Regions from separate parts of the Mus musculus genome. Here regions 1 and 2 are each linked to region 3. A link is a loop called in an ENCODE intact Hi-C map of the cell type or tissue named here. Cell type or tissue: heart. All regions are shown on one strand. Links, peaks and the distances in the headings refer to the core of each region. The heading gives the core; the rest is flanking DNA. Region 1 has its middle 27 kb from the start of Zfp957. Region 2 overlaps Vwa8 (von Willebrand factor A domain containing 8). Region 3 overlaps Vwa8 (von Willebrand factor A domain containing 8).

Region 1 (7,069 bases), core at 670-5,669, 150 kb before region 3:
TTTAAAACCTCTCTGCTTCAGCCACTTCCCTTATTGTCAAGGAGGGAGCAAGAGACCCAGAGTTAAGTGACAGAGTGGGCATGACATTGTAAACTGCCCTGGAGACCAGAGCATTACATAGGGTTGTCTCTGTCAAGGGTGAAACAAGCTGGGACTTTCAGTCATGTGTCTGGACAGCTCCGCAGGAAGGCTGATTTACCTGAATGAGCGGGTGGGGGAATAACTATCTCCTTAAAGAAACAATGTACTTTGTTACCTAGATGGTTCTGTTAGGTTTTTTTTTTTCCCCTGCCAGTTAATGAATTAAGAATCAGGAAAATAGACAGTAGGTAAATCTTAGATGTATCAGAGGGAAGCAGACAGAATCAGCTGGTAAAGACATTTATTAGGAATGAGGAAATGCACAGGTGGGTGCACTCATCATCAGGACACTCAGAGATAAAGACCCTGGGCAAAGCAAGAGGGTGGAGTCTGGAAGCTGAGGCCTGGTTTCTCCTCGAAGGTTGATGGTTTGCTTTTGTTTTGCTTTTTTGTTTGTTTGCTTGTTTTGTTTGTTTGTTTGTTTGTTTTGTTTTGAAACAGGGTTTCTCTTGTGTCCAGGAGTTTGCTTTGTAGACGAGGCTGGCCTCAAACTCTGAGATCTGCCTGGCAAGTACTGAGATTAAAGGTGTGAACCACCATTGCCCAGCAAGCTTGGTAGTTTCAAGGGTCCTTATGAGGGGATCTTCCTCCTTCAGTTTAGGGTTGGTCAGTTAGAACACAGACTTGGAGGCTAATATGCCCATAGGTTTGGGGTAAACACACCGTGTGGTCTGGCCTTGAACTTGTCAGGCAGTTCCACAGACCGGAGACCCCTATTGGTGGGAGGAAACGCCTCTCAGGCCTTTGTCTCAGGTCAGAAGGGTGATACTTTTGTGATTCGGTGACATGATGCAGTAGGAGGGGTGCCTTAGCGGGCCCATGCTGAGGCACCCCTGCCACCCTGGTATCATCCCGTCAGGGTCTAGTATGAAATGACGTTTATTTGGGAAGGGTTTGTGGGGAAGGGAATTGAGGCAGAGAAAGAAAGGGGACAGAGAAGGACAGGAGAGGAGAGGGAAACAGGGGAAGAAACCCCCCCCCCCCCACACACACACACATACACGCTGCTGCAAGGAACATGGAGGTGGGAGGATGGGGGTGGGGGAGGAGGAGGAGGGGAGAGAGATGATGGGAGTAGAGAGAAAAGACAGGGAGTGAGGGGGGAAGAGGAAGGAAGGGAGGAGAGGGAGAGGGAGGGGAGGGAGGGAGACAGAGAAACCAGAACAGTTTTTTATAGGTGAGCCAGGCTGTTGCTAGGCAACTGTAGGGCGGAGCCTAGAAGAAATGTTAACCCAGGGTAGGGAAGAAGCCCGCCATCTTGGAAGCCGATGTGCTTTATTAGCGAGTTATGGACACTCTCCCTCTCTGTCTGTCTCGGGGAATCTGCCTGACTCCTGATCCCTCATTTCCACACCCAGGAGCCCCAACAGCCTTGCAGGCAGTGGCTTGCCAACCTTCCTTGCTAAGCTTGTCTACCTTTCTGACATATAAAGCACAGCTTCTCTCATCTCTTCCTTTGCTTTTGTTTCTTTGGATACTGATCCGAATCCTAAACCTGATTGCTCGTTCTAACCCTGAGGACGTTCTCACTCTCAGCCTGCGCTACTGGACTTGCCTGCTTTCTTGGCCCTGAACTTGACGACTCAAAACTCGATCCTCTTAGCCATCCCCCCCCTGTCAGCAGCTGCCAAGCTGCAGTTTGTCTTCTGAAAGGTCAAGCAGAAGGAAAGACAAAGGACAAGTGACTTCAGACAGATGAGCTCTTTCTTATGGTGTAAAACCTGCAGTAGGGGTGGGGGGAGGGAGAGATGGGGGGTTGCTTGTTATAATCTCTCAGATCTTGCAAGCCACTTATAAACTGGGGTAGTTAGAGGGATGTGTGTGTGTGTGTGTGTTGTGTGTGTGTGGTTTCCCCTTTTGACTGGGGACTGACTTTGCTGGCAGTGACCAAAGGAAGATGAGTAGTGAGTGGAAGAATATCAGGTAACTGATCTGCTACCATCAGGGGTCTGCTGCCGCTGGCAGTGTTAGGAAAGCTAATGTGGAATGCTAACCACTAGAAATCTTCACCATTTAATGGAATGAAGGAACTTATCAAAGTGTCTGGGGCAAGCTTAACTCCTGCTCTGTTATTCTTTCGAAATCTACTAAAATAGCTCTCCGCGGGGTATTGCTGGGCAGTGGTGGTGTATGCCTGATAATCCCACCACTCAGGAGGCAGAGGTAGGTGGGTCTTTGTGAGCCAGCCCGGTTTATAGAGTTAGTTCCAGGACAGCCAGGGCTACACAAAGAGAAACCCTTTATGGGTGTAGGGGTGTGGGGAGTAGGTGGGAGACAACCTCCAAAACAACAACAACAACAACAACAACAACAAACAACAACAACAACAACAAAGACAAGGTATCACTATATAGCCTTGGTTAAGCTGGAACTTGATATGTAGACCAGCCTGGCTTTGAACTCACAGACATCCACCTGTCTCTACGTCCCCAGTGCTGGGATTTAAGGTGAGGCCACCACACCTGACCTGAATACTTTTACAAATGAGACCGAGACTCCACTGAAAGAAACTCCAGGTCCCTCCTAACACTCAGAGGAGGTGGCAGGGGGAGGGGTGAACTCTGCTGCCTCCAAACCCTGGCTTTTTCTTTCTTTGAAATTTTAAAAAAATTTTCTTCATCTGTATGTATGTCTGGTGACATAGTATCTGGTGACATAGGAAGAGGGTGTCATCCTCTGGGACCAACATCACAGAACCACTGTGTGGGTGCTGGGAATTAAACCCAGGTCTTTTGCAAGAACAGTCAGTGCTCTTAATTGCTAAGCCATCTCTCCATTCCCCTTTTCCTTTTTAAATGATAGATTATAATGTGCTCAACTGGATGTTAGGAGGCCCCTGTCTGAGGATGGGAGGTGGACCTGATATGGTGAGGTTTTTTTCTGCCCAGAGTTCCAGTCCCTGTATGGACCTCTTGTGATGTTGGACTTTGGCAAACTGAATGACAGTTCCTCACTGGAGCTGTGCGGAGCCTGCTAGGCAGTCTAAAAGGAGCACAAACCAGAGTCCACCTTAGTCACCTTTCTAGGCAGTACAGGAAGAGGGGACTGTCACATGAAATATGCCTGTTCTAGCTTGGCACGGAAGCATCAGAAGTCACTTCAGGGTTTCTTAGGACAAAGACATCCTGTTCTGGGACTTAAATAGACGAATCTAGCGTTTAAGTGTGCAGTCGCCTTCAGAGGGCCACTTGCGAGGGATGTTTATGCGGATGTGACTGCAGGAGAATCCACCGCCTTTGGAAAGCCATGCTCTGGAGGCCTCTTGAGAGTGGGACTCAAGTGCACTTGTCCCGTGGGTAAGGCACTTGACACAGGTGACTCATTTGTTCTCAGAGCAGCCCCGCTAGCCAGGCAGTAGTCACCCCCACCCCACCCCCAGTGTGCAGACAGAAAGAGCTTCAGTCAGGACAGTGCAGAGAGGCAGGGCTGGTCCACGCTCTCTCTGTCATGCCAGAAGATCTTGTTCCCACTCAAGGCTTCCTGCCATTCCAGGGCTCAGGAGTCAGCTTCCTTGGGACGTTGATCCAAATTAAATCGCATAAATCTTGCCCTGTGACCATGAAGTTCAGCTTTTCCCTGTCATCATCTCGCCACAACCTGACAGTCTCTGAAGTAACCTGGGTCAATGTTGCCATGGTAACCTCATGACTTCTGAGGAGAGATTTGATGAATACGGCCCCAGGCTTATTCCCTTTGGCTTCTCAGGCTATGTCCAGAGGTTCTGTAGCAAAAGAGAGAAGGGGGAAATGTATAAAATTCATTTCTTGAGACCTCAAGCAACAGGGACATTTAATTTAGAAGCCACCTAGCTTGGTCCCCAGTACAGCTAAGTATATTGGAGATGAATTTGTTTAGTTTGTTTTTGAGACGGGGGGGGGGGGTCTTAATGTAGGCCAGGCTGAATTTGGATTTGCTGTGCAGCTAAGGATAACCTTGAATTTCTAATCCTCCTGTCTCCGCCTCCCAAATGCTGGGATTTCATGTGTGTACACCACACAGTTTTATAGTGGGCTGGTGATCGAACCCAGGGCATTTGTGCATGCCCCCGGGAGCATCCTGTCAACCTGACTGAGGGACAGCCCCAGCCCTGGGCACGAGACCCTGCTGCCTCAACGCCTGTTTCCTCTGCCCTTGGAGTCTCCTGCATTTTGTCTTCCTGGACTTGCTTAGACCAGGGGCAGCCTTGCTCATGACCCCTCCACTCTACGCTGAGCTGTTGGAAGCTATGGCTGCCGCCCCACCAGGTCCCAATGCTCCCATGGGAGATGTGGCCTGGCTGACCTGAGTTGAAATCATTCCAGGTTGGAAGGAGCCGTGTGTGCTCTTAGACCTGGCTTGGCACAAGCTGCGGCCTTCAAACCCTTCGTTCAAAGGAAAACCAATGCCTCCCCTATTTCAAAATTAGCTTGGAGTAATAAGAAAGCTGAACTGGGAACCTGAGAATTGATTGAAATCTTGGCCCTGCTGCTTTCTAGTTGGAGATTTGGGGTAAGTCTTTAACCTGTGTTGAAACCTGAGTATTTGGTTGTAAATACCACAAGCAACTTAAGGCATATTAAGAGAGAGAAACGAAAACACATAGAGCGTATTCATGAAGAAAAACAAAGGAGAGAGTTTTTGTGTTATTGAAAAATGTGTAATGAGTAAGTTTAATTATCACGAAGGCTCAAGATATGGCTTTAAATTGTGAGTGCTACCAATCCAGAAAGCCCTTTTTTGGGGGGGAGGGGCTCTTCATGGTCAAAACCTGGTAAAGATAACTCCACACTGGATGTCCCTACTTATAGACTAGGGAGGGTCTGAAAGTCTTCCTGGTTTGGGCTCTCTCCTATGCTCTACTTCCTCCTCCCTGGACTTCCAGTCTGCAAGGCCTGATGGGAATGTTTTTCCCAGGAAGAGTTGCACTGCTATCTGATGACTGTAAGGCCAGCCCCAGGTCCTTCAGAGTCCAGGAGGAGGAAGCCCAGGCTGCAGGCCTTTCCTCACCTCCAGGCTGACTGTACCCTTCCTGTCTCTGTCACCGCATGTGACAATCTTACCTCACCTGCCTCAGGGCAACCTATGGGCTCTCTAAAGACACCGGCACCTCTTTCATTCTGATACCAAGATCCCTGGCACATAGTAAGTGCTCAAGAAACCCAACTGAGTTATAAATTTGGCTGTAGGACAGGATGTCAAACTGCCAGGTGTTACTTCAGGCCCGAGTCTCTGCTTCAGTGGAACTTGTTCCAAGTGTACGGAAGTAGTTTTGGCTGAATAGTTATTAATATTGTAAAAGAAAAACAACCAAAAAGCACAACTCAGATTGGCAGGGGAGTCACTGGTGTGCTGTGACAAGAATTTGCTTCACGTTTTAGTGATGAAAGGACAAATTCCTTGGAGGTGAATCTCTGAGTCTACAGTGTTACCCGTCTCGTGCATGGCAAAGACCTGGAGCTGCTCCTCACTGGGTGGGGCTCTGCCCCCGCAGCTGGTACCTTCTTTCTATGCAGCTGCCTTGTCTTAGTTAGGGTTTCTATTGTTGGGAAGAGACACCATGACCACTGCAACTCTTATAAAGGGAACCGTTTATTGGGGCTGGCTTACAGTTTGGAGGTTTGGTTCATTATAATCGTGGCAGGAAATACAGTGCTGTGCAGGCAGACATAGTGCTGGAGGCCACACTTGCTAATAGTGTCACTGGCCTCTAGTGCCTACAGAGGCCATTTTCTTTCTAACCACCACAGACCTCCAGCTTCAATCAATCAACTTCTGGTTAGGGCTCAGTGGGCTCATGGGATTTTTTTCTCTGTTGTCCTCACTGTTAAACTGAAGACACCAGCTCTGTGTTGATGCCTCATTGGGTCACTGTTGCTTGCCCAAAGCCTTTCCATGCTTCTTGACTTGTCTCAAGACAGACTTTTACATAATTGTGTCATTGAGTGAAGCTCATTTACCACAGCGTCTTCCCCGTGTACGGGTCTGTTCTCTAGTGCAGCCATGGGGCTTGGCCCCCATCACTACTGATTTCAGAGTATTTTCATCACCCCTGAAAGGAAACTGATACCCACCAGTTCTCACCTCTTCCCCATCCCCTGGCAGTCCCCCGGCTGCTGCTTCTATGGATTCTCCTATTCTGTCTATTGTGTCTAGATGGGATCATGCATTATGTAGCCTTTTGTGGCTTTTTTCTTTCTTTCTTTTTTTTTGTTTGTTTGTTTGTTTTGTTTTGTTTTGTTTTGTTTTTTGAGACAGGGTTTCTCTGTATAGCCCTGGCTGTCCTGGAACTCACTTTGTAGACCAGGCTGGCCTCGAACTCAGAAATCTGCCTGCCTCTGCCTCCCGAGTGCTGGAATTAAAGGTGTGCACCACCACACCCGGCTCAATGTGTAGATTTTGTTTAACTCATTTATCTCATTTATGTTAACATTATTATCATGGATATTTCAGTTGTTTCTCCTTTTGGAAACTTTGAAATATTCTGTTGTATACAGTTGTGTTCATGGGTTGTGTAAGCAAATGTTTTCAGTTATTTGCATACTTATGAATGAAATTCCTAGGCATTTGATATTTAAGGAGTGGTTTCAATTTCTTAACTGAGGGACAAGAATTGTACACATTTGGAGTCTATAAGGGGTTCTTGTAGAGTCCTAGAACCTTTCTCTTGGATCATATCATACCTGGACACCTCCAGCAACCCATTGCCTGGCACAGCCAGCCTGTAATCTCTGAATGGAGACAACTCATCCGAGCTTTCCTCAGACAACTAGGTGTTTGAAATAGGATATTTGATCACACTGGGAACCCCAAGATTGTTGTTGACTGGAAAAACCTGTTTCTAGTTGTGGTGTGACTCAGCCTTAGCATATACCTTTAACCCCTCTAGGTGGAATATAGGCACACTCTTAGTATACACCTTCAATCCCAAACAATGAAGGTAAAGTCAATT
Region 2 (7,069 bases), core at 1,314-6,313, 56 kb before region 3:
AGTGCGTCTTACAAGCTGTGCAATGCTAGCTCGGAAGCATCCCAGACTTCCCGTGTCCTGTCCTCACCCTGACAGAGTGAGTCTTTGATTGGGGTTCTGGGAATGCTGGCAACTACAATAGAGCCAAGAGGGACTCTTACATAGTTCCCCGGGTTTCGGTGACCACGAGGGATAGCATTGCTGTCATGAAGGGAAGCAGAGCTTTCTCGTGCTCAGCCGTGTGTTAGATGCATTTATCCCTGTACTGTGTGTGCAGAGCCTTGCAGCCCCGCGGTAGTCATGCTGGACGCTGCTCGCTGCTCCCCACTGAGCCCTGAAAGGCCATTGTCCCAGAGACTACACAGGAACCCTGGGAGAGCCAGTGGACTGCACCCTTCACAAGGAGCCCAAGGGAAATGGGAAGCCAACTGGTCTCTTGTTTTTGCGTAATACAGAGCCATGGCATGGGGCACAGTCTTCAGGTACAGGTGGGGTGCCTGCTTAAATGGCAATGGATTTGAGACTCCGTTGCTCAAGGATTGTTTTATCCATTAAAGAGTTTGCATGCTTAGGTTGTGTGCCCTTCACAATATCTGTACATACCATGGCTCTCTCTGGCATGTGTTGGTAGTCAGGTTTTCTGCTGTGATGCCTGTGTTTTCTATGGACAATCACAAGAAGATGAGGTGGCTCCTACTGGCTGGCGACATTGTAGAGTGGGAATTGCCTCCCTATCCTCAGACCTCTGAAATGGGGGATTTGATAGCAAACTGCACAACAACAAGCTGGAAATGGTTTGAGCAGAGGGCAGCTTCCTCTCGGGTGAATTGCCATGCCAGCTGCGGATGTATGTTATTGTTGGCTCACTGTTCACAGGATGCTGTGCGCAGACCTTGGCTGCTGATGGGATGTCAGCGTTCAGAGGCACTCGGTGAGGATGCCCAGGAAAATGAGAACAGGCTTCGGAGTTTCCAGGAAACCCTGCAGTTTAGCATCACACAACTTACATGTTGCAGTGCTTTGCTCTGTGGGAACTAGAGGTTACTGGGCCCTTCAGTTATGTTACTGTTAGTTAGAACAGGTGAAGCAGCAGCCATGTTCCCTGCTGCTGAGAGAATGGTGCCTGGAGCTCTGGGTGGAGTCTGCATCCACCTTACCGGTACTGACCCTAAGTGACCAATGACGCTCTACCACTGGAACCATTACCTTGAATTTCTCCTCGTAGTTCTCGAAGGCTTCCATGACCATGCACACTGCCTCCATCGAGCGCTCTAGCCGGCGATCCACCCCGTTGAAGCGGTACATGCTGCCGGAGACGTCCACCACCAGGCGCAGGCGCTTGGGCTTCTGTTGTGGACTACCCAGCTGAGGGAGGGGATGGCAGAAAACCATGGTCAGCTGGCTTCTTGCCCAGGCTCTGAGGTGGCAGCCCAAGGTGGGCAGGTCTGTACAGGGCTGTCCCAGAGGGTGGAGGTAATGGCGGTACCCTAGTAAGCAGATGTCAGACTGGCTGCACAAGGAAAAGAACTGCCTCTGGGATATGGTAAAGCTACCGTCCGGAGGTTGACAACTTAAAGATAATGCATTTTAGAAATGTCAGCCTGGGAGGATAGAAGCCCCACGTCCTTTACTCTGTGCGTCAGCATCCCTACGCAGTCACTTGAAGGTCATTTTTCACCTAGGCTGAAGAAATACCAGACTGTTACAGCACAGTTACGTGAGAGGTGGCCTGGCCAAGAGCGTAAGCGTTTTCCGAACGCCTCTTTAGAGCTTTTGGGTTTTCTTCTGCTTGCTGAACTTTTTTCTTTTTCTTTTCTTGGCAGTTAGAGTGGCATTGAACCGCTATCTGGCAAAAATTACTGATTAAAATGTGAAATCTTAGAGATCAGCTTGGGGCCCAGACCCGCCAATGCACTTTTTTTTTAGATTGTCAGTAATAATAAATAAGAAAAAGTCCAGATTATTCTACTATTATATACTTGCTGGCATGCATGAAATATGATAGGCAGAACTAATAATTTCAAGAAAATCCTGTAGAGGGTGGTGAGATGGCTCATGAGATGGCTTGGTGGCTAAGGAACTTGCCATGGAGCCTGACTACATGGGAGAAGGAGAGAACTGAGTCCTGCATGCTGTCCTCAGACTTCCATATACCTGCTGTGGCATGCATGGCTCCTCCCCTGTGTGTGTGTGTGTACATCACATATATGCATATATGCAGGATAAATAAATAACTTAAGATATCATGAATGTTTAGAGAATAACAGTAGGAAGCAAATCTTATACATCCCTTTAAACTATGTTGAGTGTCCCTGATTAGAAGCAGCGTGGCACACACGTGTGCATGACTAACTCACAGATGTGTCCACAACTTGCTGACCACAGTGAGTCAGAGAAAGCAGCTGTTGACTCATGGCAATGACATAGAAATAAGACCTCCCAAATTACTACCAGATCCACTCTGAGTAAACATTACAGAGAGTGACACTCCTGTCCTCGCTCGTTGCGCCCCGGCTCCCGGTGGCTACTCACCAGTTTTGATTATTCAGGGCGATAGAAAACCCCAAAGTTCACTAGGATTCAATAGTTGACCATGTTGCCACAGTCTGGTGAATACTTATTTACTACAATTAGTATAACTTAAGAGAGAATTCCTTGTTTCCTACAAACTGAAGGCATGTGATAGACACAGATTGTTACAGTTCAGGAGAGCAGGAGACCGTATGATTGCTCTGTTTCTCTCTCCTGAAGACTCCTCTGGGATCCACAAGCAGCAGGGCATCTCCCATCCCCACATCCTCAGAGCACCCACTCTGCATCTGGGGAGTGGATGGACCTGGAGGTGGCCGCATAGGTAGCTTTTGGCTTCTGGCTTTCTGGCTACTGGCTGGTGCAGGGCTGGTGGGCAGTGCTTGTTCTTGGTTTCTTCTCTGAGGTGGCTGGACTAGGGTAGGAAGGCTGGCTTCCCCTCCACTGAGGACCATAGCACCGTGAACTACCCTCTTCTGTTCTGATATAAACTAGCATCTTCCGGTTTTACTATTTATTCCCTTGCTTCGCCTGGTTGAACCTTAGGTCACAGTCTGAACTCTGGTGTTAACTCCTCTAAATTTGGTTAAAGCTCACCCTGCCTTTGCTGGTTTTGATGCTGTTTTGGGAAAGGGTGTCTGTACGTAGCCCTGGCTGTCCTGGGCTCACTTTGTAGATCAGTGTGCTTTCAGCCTCTGACGCTTGAGGGTCAGGATTAGAAGAGTGCATCACCATGCCTGGCTCTTGCATTGCTTGTTCTTAATATTATTCTATTTTGTGTACGTGTTCCATATCGTGAGCCTTTTTAAAAAAAAGTTATGTTTCCCATAATGCTTTCTGTAGTTGCATATTTTGGGTTAATGGTGTTTTGACACAACTCATGAACTCTGTACAGAAGGCTGAACTATGTGGATCTGAGGCTCGGGGTTCCCCATTATTTACCTGGGGTTCCAGGTCACCCCGACGTTTGTAGATGGACTTTTCTCCCGCCAGCCCGTCAATGATCTTGGCGTCGTCCAGTTCTCCGGTAGCTTGGTGTCTTAGCCACTGTCTTTCTTTGCCTTTAGCCTGCAATGTCACCGACAAAGACACATGAATCTTTACGTGCTTAGTGCTACAGTTCTTTGACACACTTTCTTTCATGAATAACAGGAAATACACCGGGATCCTATCAGTCAGAGAGGTCTCTGCCAGAATGTGGTCACATGGCCTCTGCTCTGCTTATGAGAAAGGCCTTTGGAGTGTGGTTTCTCAGCTGTAATTGTTTTAACACATGGAACAATACAAAGAACTTGCACAGAGGACATACGAACAGGAAGACGGTATGCAGATGAACCCCAAGGGAAAGTTCAATGTCTGGAAATGTAATGATGACGTATTTCTTATGGATTTTCTGTTACAGGGATCCCAGAAAATTTATTAGGTAACAAAACAATCAGCTTGAACTTGTTAACGGTGACAGAGTCTGTGCGCTGAGCTTCAGCCGTCTCCCTTCTGCATGGGAATTTAGTCAGGTTCCCGAGACTGTGTGTGCAAACTGGAACAGCTGGGGAGGATGGGAGCCGCCTGTGTGACACATGGCTCTCCGCTTTTCTAGGTCTGGAAAGCATCTGAACTTTTTGGAAGGTACTTCCACAGCATGCTTTGCCACAGTAACACAACTGTGCCAGACAGCCCAAGCAGACAGGTAAAGGATAAAAAAAACCTCTGTGCTGGATAGTTTTATGTCAGCCTGACACAAGCTAAAGCCACCTGAGAGGAAGAGACCTAAACAAAGGCCTCTGTAAGATGAGGCTGTGGACAGTCTGCAGGGCATCTTCTTGGTGACTGATGCGGGAGGGCCCAGCTCATTGTGGGTGGTACCATCCCTGGGCTGATAAGAAGGCAGGCTGAGCAAGCCAGCAGGCAGCACCCCGCCACTGCCTCGGCAGTAGTTGCTGCCCTGTTTGAGCTCCTGTCTTAATAATGATGTAGAGGGATAAGCTAAACAAACACTTTCCTCCGCATGTTGCTACGGTGTCTCATCGTAGTAACAGAAACCCTAACTGACTAAGACGAACTCTAACATCCCAAGGAAGGTGCATACTTAAGAGAGCCCATGACCGCAGCTACATTGCGATCTATGCTAAAGGAGCCTTGGGAATACAAACCAGACTTTAGGACACACTCTGTCTCAGAAATATAAAAATATGGGGAAGAATGGAATTAGAATATTTTCTATTTCCTTTATGGTGACAGGAGGGGTTTAAATTTAGTTTTCTATAGCTGTGGTAGGCATTAAAAATTCACTAAAAGAACTTGATGTGGCATGGGACTGAAATCATGCCGGGCTAACATGGCCATGCAGCAGCTAACAGAGTGGGTGGGGAAGCCTCAGGGTCATCACCTTTGATTTATGAAAATTAGTGAATAAAGGTTTAACAATGGTGCATCTGTTACCTAACATGACATACAATTTTATACCAGTACAAATCCCATATTCCTCCTGAGCCCAGCTTAAGAATTCAACTTTCGTACCATTTTGATGACAGCTAGCTACTGCAACTATGTCACATTCATTCACTTTTTCTTTATTTCCCTAGTGGCTAACCATGCGGGAGTCAGTCCTCGGCAGTGATGCCCAGCAATGCCAGGCCTCCAAGGAAGCCTGCGGTATCACCAACCAGTCACCAGAATGACAGGAGCCAAGTCCCCATCCCTGCTTCAGGGGTGGTGGCCTGAGAAGATTGTGGGAACGAAGGCTCAAGGTTTATATTTGCCCTCCTTCCTGTCACTGGTAGCTACATATCTTACCATGACTTTCCATGATCTGAGCTTTGTGCCAGGATACACTATTTCTGTGCACTCATGGAATTCTTGCCAAGAATATACACGTGGGCCAACTGCCCACCAGAATTAAAATATCCATGTTGGTGAGCTACAGGTTTCTTTTTTTTTCTCCCCCATTACAGGTTTCTTTATTTCATATTTACATTAATATATAATATTCATTTATAATTTTGATAAAGGAATGATACTCCAAATATATAAAATTCTCTTAAAACCCATGTTCTAAAAAGTTAAAAATGGGCAAAAACCTATGGGAAAACCTGTTACACTAAATGGGCATATTGTCAAATTACATTCTTACTATTTATGTTTACAGTCATAGATCAGTGCTGCCCTCAGCCTTGCTCAGAGAGCTTCTTATTGTGGTGGCAGTGAATGCTGAGGCACCACTGAATGCGCACTCTCTGGGGGGCATCGACATCTCCATGTTTAAGGCTCAGGAAACAAAGCACAGGAGGGAGAGCTGAAAGAAGGGTGAAGGGTGTGATGGGTGTTATGAAATGACACGGCCGTTGCATGCACAGACTAACAGCAGCTACCACTACCTGCAGAAAACACACCCAAGACGAGCTTTCAACACCCCATCGTGGGTGGGAGCAGGGCTCGTGAGGTCCCACCTCTATCCTGAGGAGTTACTGGCAGTTAATGGTTGCTATAGCCACTGGCAAGTTGCCCAGAGTCCAGCAATAACCCTATAGCCATCTTCACATAAGCCGCCCCCCCCCATACCCGTAAACTCAGGGGGTCTCTAAGACAAGACACAAAGCTGGAGGGAACCTGCTGAGAGGAAGTGTGTGTGTGTGTGTGTGTGTGTGTGTGTGTTGGGGTGTATGATCAAAATACATCATATACATGAGTCTCAAAGAGTAAGTCTTTTTAAAGGCCAACACCTTAGTACCAGTGTGCCTTCTTTGCTGTGGGGCCTGCTCAACTGTACATGTGAGAGCACGTCTGACATTCTCCACCATTAGATTAAAACAGCTATGAGATATCATCCTATGCCTAGGAATGGCCCTGATCCAAGCCGCTGACAACACCAAGTGTGGGCGAAGAAGGGCTGAGTGAATGAACGCTCACTGCCGGTGGAGCTGCTATAGCCACTTGTGAAGACAGTTTGGCAGTTTCTTGTAAAACAAAACTCACTCTCATAATCCAGCAACTGCAAGCCGTGGTATTTACACAACACGTAAGAAACTTGCATCTACACACACAAACACACACAAATTATACATGGTGTTTTATGCATAACTGCAAAACCTTGGAAGCAACCGAGATATAACTGGGTAAACTGTGGTATGTTCTAGCAATGGAATATTATTCAGCATCAGAAGAAATGAACCATTACATCTGTAGCGCTCTTGCTGTAATAAAGTGAGTAGAACGCTGTGGTTTGTTTCTTTATGCGTGACCGTACGGGGCTGGAGAGGTGGTTCAATGGTTAGAGCACCTAGTGCTTTGTAGAGGATTCACATTTGGTTTCCAGCACACTCATCAAATGCTCACAGCAACCCATAATTCCAGTATAGGGGGATCTGATGCCTACTTCTGACCTCTACAATGACTGTACTTATATAATTTTGAAAAATTAGCATAGTGAAGACTGCCATATAGGTGTGCCTAATTTAAGAAAGTTTTATAAAAAGACTTTAAAAACCTTTACTGTGAGGCAGCCCTCAAGACCACAAAGTGGTTGTTAACAATTTCTGACCCAGAACTTGTAACAGAGGACAAG
Region 3 (7,069 bases), core at 997-5,996:
AAAGCAGGAACAGGTACTACCGTGCGAACATAGCTGTGCTCCAATAAAACTTTATGTGGATACCAAAATCTGAACTTCATTTAATTTTCATGAGTTACTTGATACAATTTTTGATTTTTCAAATGCTAGAAATGCTTAAAAACAAAACAAAATAAGACAAAACATGTGCTGGGCTTGGTGGCACATGCCTTTAATCCCAGCACTCAGAAAGCAGAGGCAGGCAGATCTCTGAGTTCGAGGCCAGCCTTGTCTACAAAGTGAGTTCCAGGACAGCCAGGGCTATACAGAGAAACCCTGTTTTGAAAAACCAAAACCAAAACCAAAACCAAAAAAAAAGACAAAACATGTTTGTCAGCTCAACAAAACCAGGGACATATTTTGCCAGTTCCCCAGATTACATACTCTTCAAATAAATGTTTAAGGTTTTTCTGGAGAAGCTAAGAGTCTGTAGGGAGGGGTAACAAATTCAACAGCTTGACAAAGCTTGGGGAGAGCTTGGCTTTGTCTCCTGCTGTGTGCCCACCCTGCTAAGAGGAAACAGAAGTCAGTAGGGAGAGTTTTGCCATTCTCCTTAAAACTACTAGAAACCCTGATGTTGCTGCCTAAATTTCAAATGAAGGAGATTTCATTTAGAAGTCTGGATTCTGAGATGCACAATGCCTTGTTGGCCTGAGACCTTCCTGGCTTGTGTCACACCTGTGTCACCAATACCAATTTGTGTGCGTTTGATCAAACTCTTTTGTAGTCTTCTCTGAGAGTACCACCTCTACGTACTTAGTCTTTAGGCCTTAGGGAAGCTAAATGGTGGAGAGAATAAAAACAAGGCAGACAGCTAGCACCATCAACTTGACAGGATCTAGACCAGTGCTTCTCAACTGTCCTAATGCTGTGACCATTTAATACAGGTCCTCATGGTGTAGTGACCCCCAACCAATGGAAAACAATTATCTCATTGCCTTTTCATAACTGTAATTTTGCTACTGTTCTGAATTGTAATGTAAATATATAATATGCAGGATATCTGATATGTGACCCCTAAGAGGGTCCTGACACACAGGTTGAGAACCAGTGATCTAGAATCGCTGATCCAGGAGGCAAACCTCTGGGTGTGTCTGCGAGGGACTTTCTAGATTTGGTTATGTGAAGTGGGAAGACCTGCCCTGAATGTGAGCTGTGGGCATCCCATGGCTGATGTCTCAGGAGAAAGCTGGCTGAGTGCAGCCTTCCCTCCCTCCCTCCTACAGGGGACAGAATGGGGCAGCCATATGTTCTTGCTGCTGCGACTTCCTTACCACTAACCTGAATTCCGCTGAACTTCGAGCACAAATGAGCCCTTGTCAGACATTTTGCCACAGCAACAGGAAAGGGACTGACCCATAGGCTTCTACAGCAGAGAGAACCAGGCTGAAATTACAGCTCTGTTCTTCACTAGCACAGCAACTGTGGCCAAATTACTTAAACCTCAAAATGGAAAGAGAAGCACATACCGAAAGTAGTGGCTATCATGATCTTTCTCTCTCTCTCTTCCTTCCTTCCTTTCTTACTTTTTCTTTTTCGTTTTGGTTTTTGGTTTCTGGATTTTTTGAGACAGGGGTTCTTTGTATATCCCTGCTAAGATTATAATATACCCGATTTTATAGAAAAAGAAATTAAGTCCTAAGAGGTGGCATGAGTCCTCAGGGAGACGTGCTAACGGTTCAGGAACGAGGACCTCCTTCCTGGATTACAGGCTGGAGGACATTTCTCTGTACCTGTGGCTTCAACAGGACCCACACTGTGTCCCATCTTTCAGGTTATGCCACCTCATACAATGCTTCTCATACAAGACTTTCCTTTGAGGGTCAAAACTCTTCTAGTGCAGATAGCCAACTGACTGTTTTTTAATTGTCATTCTTTTGGGAGGGTGACATTAGCAGAGACAGCTTATTCAGAGGTTGCACACTTCAGGGGCTCGGATGATGGCTCGGTTGGTGACGTGCTTGCCATGAAGCCTAAGTTCAGTCCCCTAGAACCCATGGGCGATTGGTGCACATCTGTAATCCCAGCACAGGATAGTCTCTGGAGCTGCTGGCTTGGCTGTCTAGCTGAATCAGTGAGCTCCAGGTTAAATAAGAGCTGCTCACCTTGACCTCTGGCCTCTATGTGTGCATACATGCACCTCCCACAAAAAAGATAGCATGCTTCCGAGGGAAAGAAGCAGGCCAGGGAGGGGCTAAGCAGCTCAAAATGACCCGGCTATAAAGGACGAGCGTTATTGCACTTAAGGGTCATGGCTTGTGTACCCAACAAGCCAGGTTTGGTCAATTGTCCTCAATAAGCTAACTAAAGAAGCCATACTAATAGTAAAAGCAGAAAACAGGCATTATTCAATGTGGCAATACTGGGATGAAGACAAGGAAATCTATCAACTTCTCCAAGTCTACCTTGAGGGGCCTTGACAGAGGGTAGAGTTTTAATAGGAGGCAAGAGGCACATGGTAGTTCAGCTATGAAAAATGTCACCAGAGTAAAATGACTTCAGAAGCTGCTGGAACCACTCATTCTCCCCTCTTTCTGGAGTCAATTTGTTGTGGGTGACAGACACCCTTTCTTTTTATCCCTCTGTGACTGTCATAATGCTGCCGTCCTTAGGTGTGCCCTGACAAGCCAGGGTCAGCCACCCATCCTAATCACGTAACCAAGGAGCCTGGATATTAGTGAGAGCAGACAAAGAGAGGCACCCAATGCGGTCATGCCGATGAAAGGACAGAGGGATCACTGGACCCCTCCCCATGTCTGTCTTTTTAACTACAGTTCTGCAAGACTAAACTGACAGGAACTGCTCAGGAGATGGAATTCTAACATTGACTAGGCTGAGGCAGTTCTGTTTTAAGCTCGCTGACACCCTCTTGTGGTCAGCAGAATAATTTTAGTTAAGTATAAATTGGGAGTGATTTAGAAGTTAGTGCTTAAATATAACAAGATAAATAAGGGTAAAATGACATTTTAAAGGTTATTATATTATTTTAGGCTTTAGCCTATGCTTAGAGGCAAAAATATTTCCAAGTGTCTCTTCAAGAAACATCAAGGTGAGAATGGATGTTTTTCTTGTGGTGCTGTTCATAAAAGAAATACTATTATAATTAAGAATAATGTTCAACATATGTGGTAGTAGCCATATTACCACCAATTCCTTAGGCTTTTTTTCTAATGCTGTAAATGAAAGAATATTCTGTGATTCTCTGGATTTCACTGGTTTGTGTATGGATAAGAATCCTATTTGGGGAACTTCTCCAGAATGTTGCCTTATCAAGATGCACTCCATGAACACAGCTCTGGAATGGGGTGTGTGAGAATACCCCATGGAGAAGCTGGCGAACCTGCAGCTAAGTGAAAGTAAGTTTACAGATGCCCCCTTTGTATTCAAATGCTGACTTAAGAGTCAGGGATAACTAGAGCAGCAAGGCAAATAAGGGTAGCCATACACCTGTTACCTGGGGCTAACAGCCAAGGGGCCATCATACAGACAGAGGAGGGAGGGAGGGCCTTTCTAACTTAGCATGCCAACCAGTGTGGACAGGAGGAGTGGTGGAGTAAGACATCACCACTTGGCAACCATCACTGTATTCGTACACGCAGAGAATGCCAAAACAATGGATGAATATTGACAGGTTTGGAACACACGCCACAAACACCCATCCTAATCATAATGGGAAATAGCGCTCGCTCCAGGTGAATCCCATCGGAGAGAACACCTCCACCTCACCATCGGTGGACCAGTTCTCCGTGCCGGATAGGGCACACTGAACGGAGCCATGTTGTCAGTGACTTTCCTGCCAAAAATTCGTACTCTGGGTCCCGAATCAAAGGATGTTTTACAAAACAACAGGTTGTGGTCTTCAAAATACCACAGAGAACCAGTTATGAAAGCCAGCAAAATGAGGAACTGATGAGACAGAAAGACACCAAAGAGGCCGCTCTTCAACTCCTTCCTGTTCTCACTGGGCACTGGAGCTGAATACGGTCTGGGGACAAGGCTTCTACACTGTATCAATCTCACATTCCTGAGCTTGAGGTCTGGATGGAGGCCATGCCATGTGCCTGGGGAGGAAATACTCCGGTATGTAGAACTAAAGGATATGTACATTTTACTTTCAAGCAGTTAATGAAAAAGAGACACATAGGCACAGGTATCACATGTAACACAGAGAGAAATTAAAAAGACTTCATAAACACAGTGTTTATGAAGGTAAAAAAAAAAAAAAACAAACAAACAAACCAAAGCAAACCAAAATCAAAACGGTTAAATTCCCAAAGGGCAGAAATCCTAAACAGAATTTGACTCCTAATAACGTGACCCCGTGCCCCGTTCTCATTCAAGGCATGTCAGTGCAAACAGATTCCCCTCACATTTAGAGAAGATCAGAACATGTAGTGATAAACTTGGAGGAGAAAATTCGAGATCTATTTTTAAAGGACATTCTATTGGAGTTTTAGGGAAAAAATCACATACATAAATAAATATTAAAATATACTTCTATTTGCCACACATCATCCATGCATGCAAGCATCAGGCATCTGTCGTGGAGTTGGGCATTGGCGAGAAGTGAGCTATTTTCAGAATGGTTAACTAATTCCTGTCATACTTTTACAACAAACCCAGCTTACTCCCACCACCAATCCAGAAGCTATAGGGGAAGAACAACCATTGCAATAGTAGATCCTGTTAGCCACGAGACAGTTCCTCCACACTATGGGCCCCTCCAAGCCAGGCCAGGACACCGCAGTTTCTGGTGGTACATTTTCATCAATAGGAATTCAGTGTGGTTAAGGAGATGGTTTTCAATCGAGCATAGTGCTTTTCCTTTGGGTTAACACAAGGCCTATGTAAGTATAAGATTTTCCAGGAGGGGTATAGGAGAGTGTTCTTTATGGGAACATTGCCCAACCCACACCAGCAATGAAGAATGTATTGAGTTTAGCAGCTTAATCTTCACTCCTAAAATAAAATGCAATGAGAATTACTCAGCTTTAAGTAGCTCATTCTGTGATCAGCTGATAGAGTGTCTGGCATGTATAAAGCCATATGTGTATGTATGTATGGTTTATATGTATATATATATATATATATATATATATATATATATATATGTAAGATGTATGAAGGGTCTGATTCTCAGTATAGCAGAAACAAGATGTGGTGGTATATGCCTGTAATCCCAATACTTGGACACAGAAATAAGAGGATCAAGTAGGTCTTTCTTGGATAGATAGCCAGTTTGAGGCTAGCCTGGGCTACATACAACTATGCATCAAAAAGAAAAACTGGGTGAAGCTCACTAAATGCAAATGTATTCAGAACAGCAAAGAAAAAGTTGGCAAATTTTATCCTGGCAACGATAAAGCCTCATAAGAGCCGTGGTGCCACTTGATGGTGAGTATGTGAGAAAGGAGCTAGCCCTGAGGAAGAACAGCTCTCATGCGTGCTGACTCCTAGCTATGAGCTGGACACTTTTACTCTGGGATTTCCTGGTTCTATGAGACAGGAAATTACCATTTATAGCTTAAGTTAGTGTTAACTAAATCAATGTTCCTATTAAACATCATCTTACATTCTGTCTTTTTTTTTTTTCCTTCTGAGACATAATCTCATGTAGCCCAGGCTAGCCTCAAACTTACTATGTAGCTGAATCTGGCCTGGAATTCCAGACCATCTTTCTACCTCTTAAGTCCTGGGAGTAGAGGTGTGCTACAACACCCTGGTATGGTTTTTTTGTTTTTGCTAAGATACAAATGTGTGCCTTCATCTTGCACAACTTTTGATTCCACAATGAACCTGCAAACACATAGATAATAGCTTTTTTTCTTCAAATGCATAAGGAGAATTACTGTTTTAACCAGCGGCCCAACCCTATTTATTTATCCTACAAATCATAAGTGGCGTGCAACACAGCTGTATCATAACCATAACTACAATAAAGGGCTTGTTCAGCATAAAGGGCTCATTCTAAGAGGTCTTCTAGAATTGTCTACTTGATAAAATATTTTTTAATAAAAGTAAATTTTGAGGGCTACTGGGTTAAACTATTTGTTTTCTTTACAGTGGGTATCCCCAACAACAGATGTACTAACTGACTTAACCTGTAAACATCTTCTCAGTTACAGTGTCTTGCAACGGCTAGCACATAGGCTCCTGTCTTAGTCAGGGTTTCTATTCCTGCACAAACATCATGACCAAGAAGCAAGTTGGGAAGGAAAGGGTTTGTTCGGCGTACACTTCCATGCTGCTGTTCATCACCAAAGGAAGTCAGGACTGGTACTCAAACAGGTCAGGGAGCAGAAGCTGAGGCAGAGGCCATGGAGGGATGTTCTTTACTGGCTTGCCTCTCCTGGCCTGATCAGCCTGCTCTCTTATAGAACCAAGACTACCAGGCCAGAGATGGTTCCACCCACAAGGGGCCTTTCCCCCTTGATCACTAATTGAGAAAATGTCTTACAGCTGGATTTCATGGAGGCATCTCCCCAACTGAAGCTCCTTTCTCTGTGATAACTCCAGCTGTGTCAAGCTGATGCAAAACTAGCCAGTACAGCTCCCTAGAGAACAAAGTTCCTATGATGCTGCACTGAAAGACAGCTGACTGAGCGAGCGCACTGCACTTTCAGACCTGTAGCTTCCCACTTGCCCAACCATTCTGCTGTGCCTCTCTCCCTGCATCTAACAACCCCCATGGCTTTAAATGCACGTCCCTGGTCAGGATCATAACTCACACTAGCTTGAAGCTCTGACCTTTAATTTCAAACGGCAGCAGAACACTGTTACCGGAGTATCAGCCCTGCAATCTCACCACCATGAACACAGCATATTCAAAACACTCGAATGGCCAGGCGTGGTGGCGCACGCCTTCAATCCCAGCACTCCGGAGGCAGGGGCAGGCGGATTTCTGAGTTCAGGTCCAGCCTGGTCTACAAAGTGAGTTCCAGGACAGCCAGAGATATACAGAGAAACCCTGAAAAAAAACCCAAAAAAATAAAAAACCAAAACACTCGAACGCCATTTCCTTTCCAGTGTCCAGACTGCCTCGGTGTTCAGG

The links. Peaks named below come from ENCODE experiments on the same cell type or tissue, not always from the same donor. Only the 100,000 strongest peaks of a DNase experiment are listed, where the experiment ranks them.
Region 1: a loop joins it to region 3, with 3 times the contacts of the local background. A loop is called at or near these places in 2 of 42 quality-filtered maps.
Region 2: a loop joins it to region 3, with 5 times the contacts of the local background. A loop is called at or near these places in 7 of 42 quality-filtered maps.

Annotation. Positions count from the first base shown.
Region 1 is chr14:79,270,478-79,277,546 of GRCm38, reverse strand. No RefSeq gene overlaps it. Among named protein-coding and RNA genes, the nearest start is that of Zfp957, 27 kb to the right of the region's middle. In heart, for the core only: no CTCF peak of the experiment used is centred there; DNase peaks (open chromatin) are centred at 3,336, 4,376 and 5,046; H3K27ac peaks cover 359 bases.
Region 2 is chr14:79,177,248-79,184,316 of GRCm38, reverse strand. Vwa8 (von Willebrand factor A domain containing 8) reads right to left here. Exons shown (of 45, transcript NM_027906.1): 41 at 3,451-3,576; 42 at 1,186-1,344. It overlaps Gm4632 (predicted gene 4632), which reads left to right. Exons shown (of 3, transcript NR_152203.1): 2 at 4,106-4,195; 3 at 5,091-5,424. Among named protein-coding and RNA genes, the nearest start is that of Gm4632, 18 kb to the left of the region's middle. In heart, for the core only: no CTCF peak of the experiment used is centred there; DNase peaks (open chromatin) are centred at 3,786 and 4,026; H3K27me3 peaks cover 446 bases.
Region 3 is chr14:79,120,547-79,127,615 of GRCm38, reverse strand. The region is part of intron 37 of Vwa8 (von Willebrand factor A domain containing 8); the gene reads right to left. The region is part of intron 1 of Gm30970 (a long non-coding RNA gene); the gene reads left to right. Among named protein-coding and RNA genes, the nearest start is that of Gm30970, 11 kb to the left of the region's middle. In heart, for the core only: a CTCF peak has its summit at 2,885 (motif pointing left); a DNase peak (open chromatin) is centred at 2,625.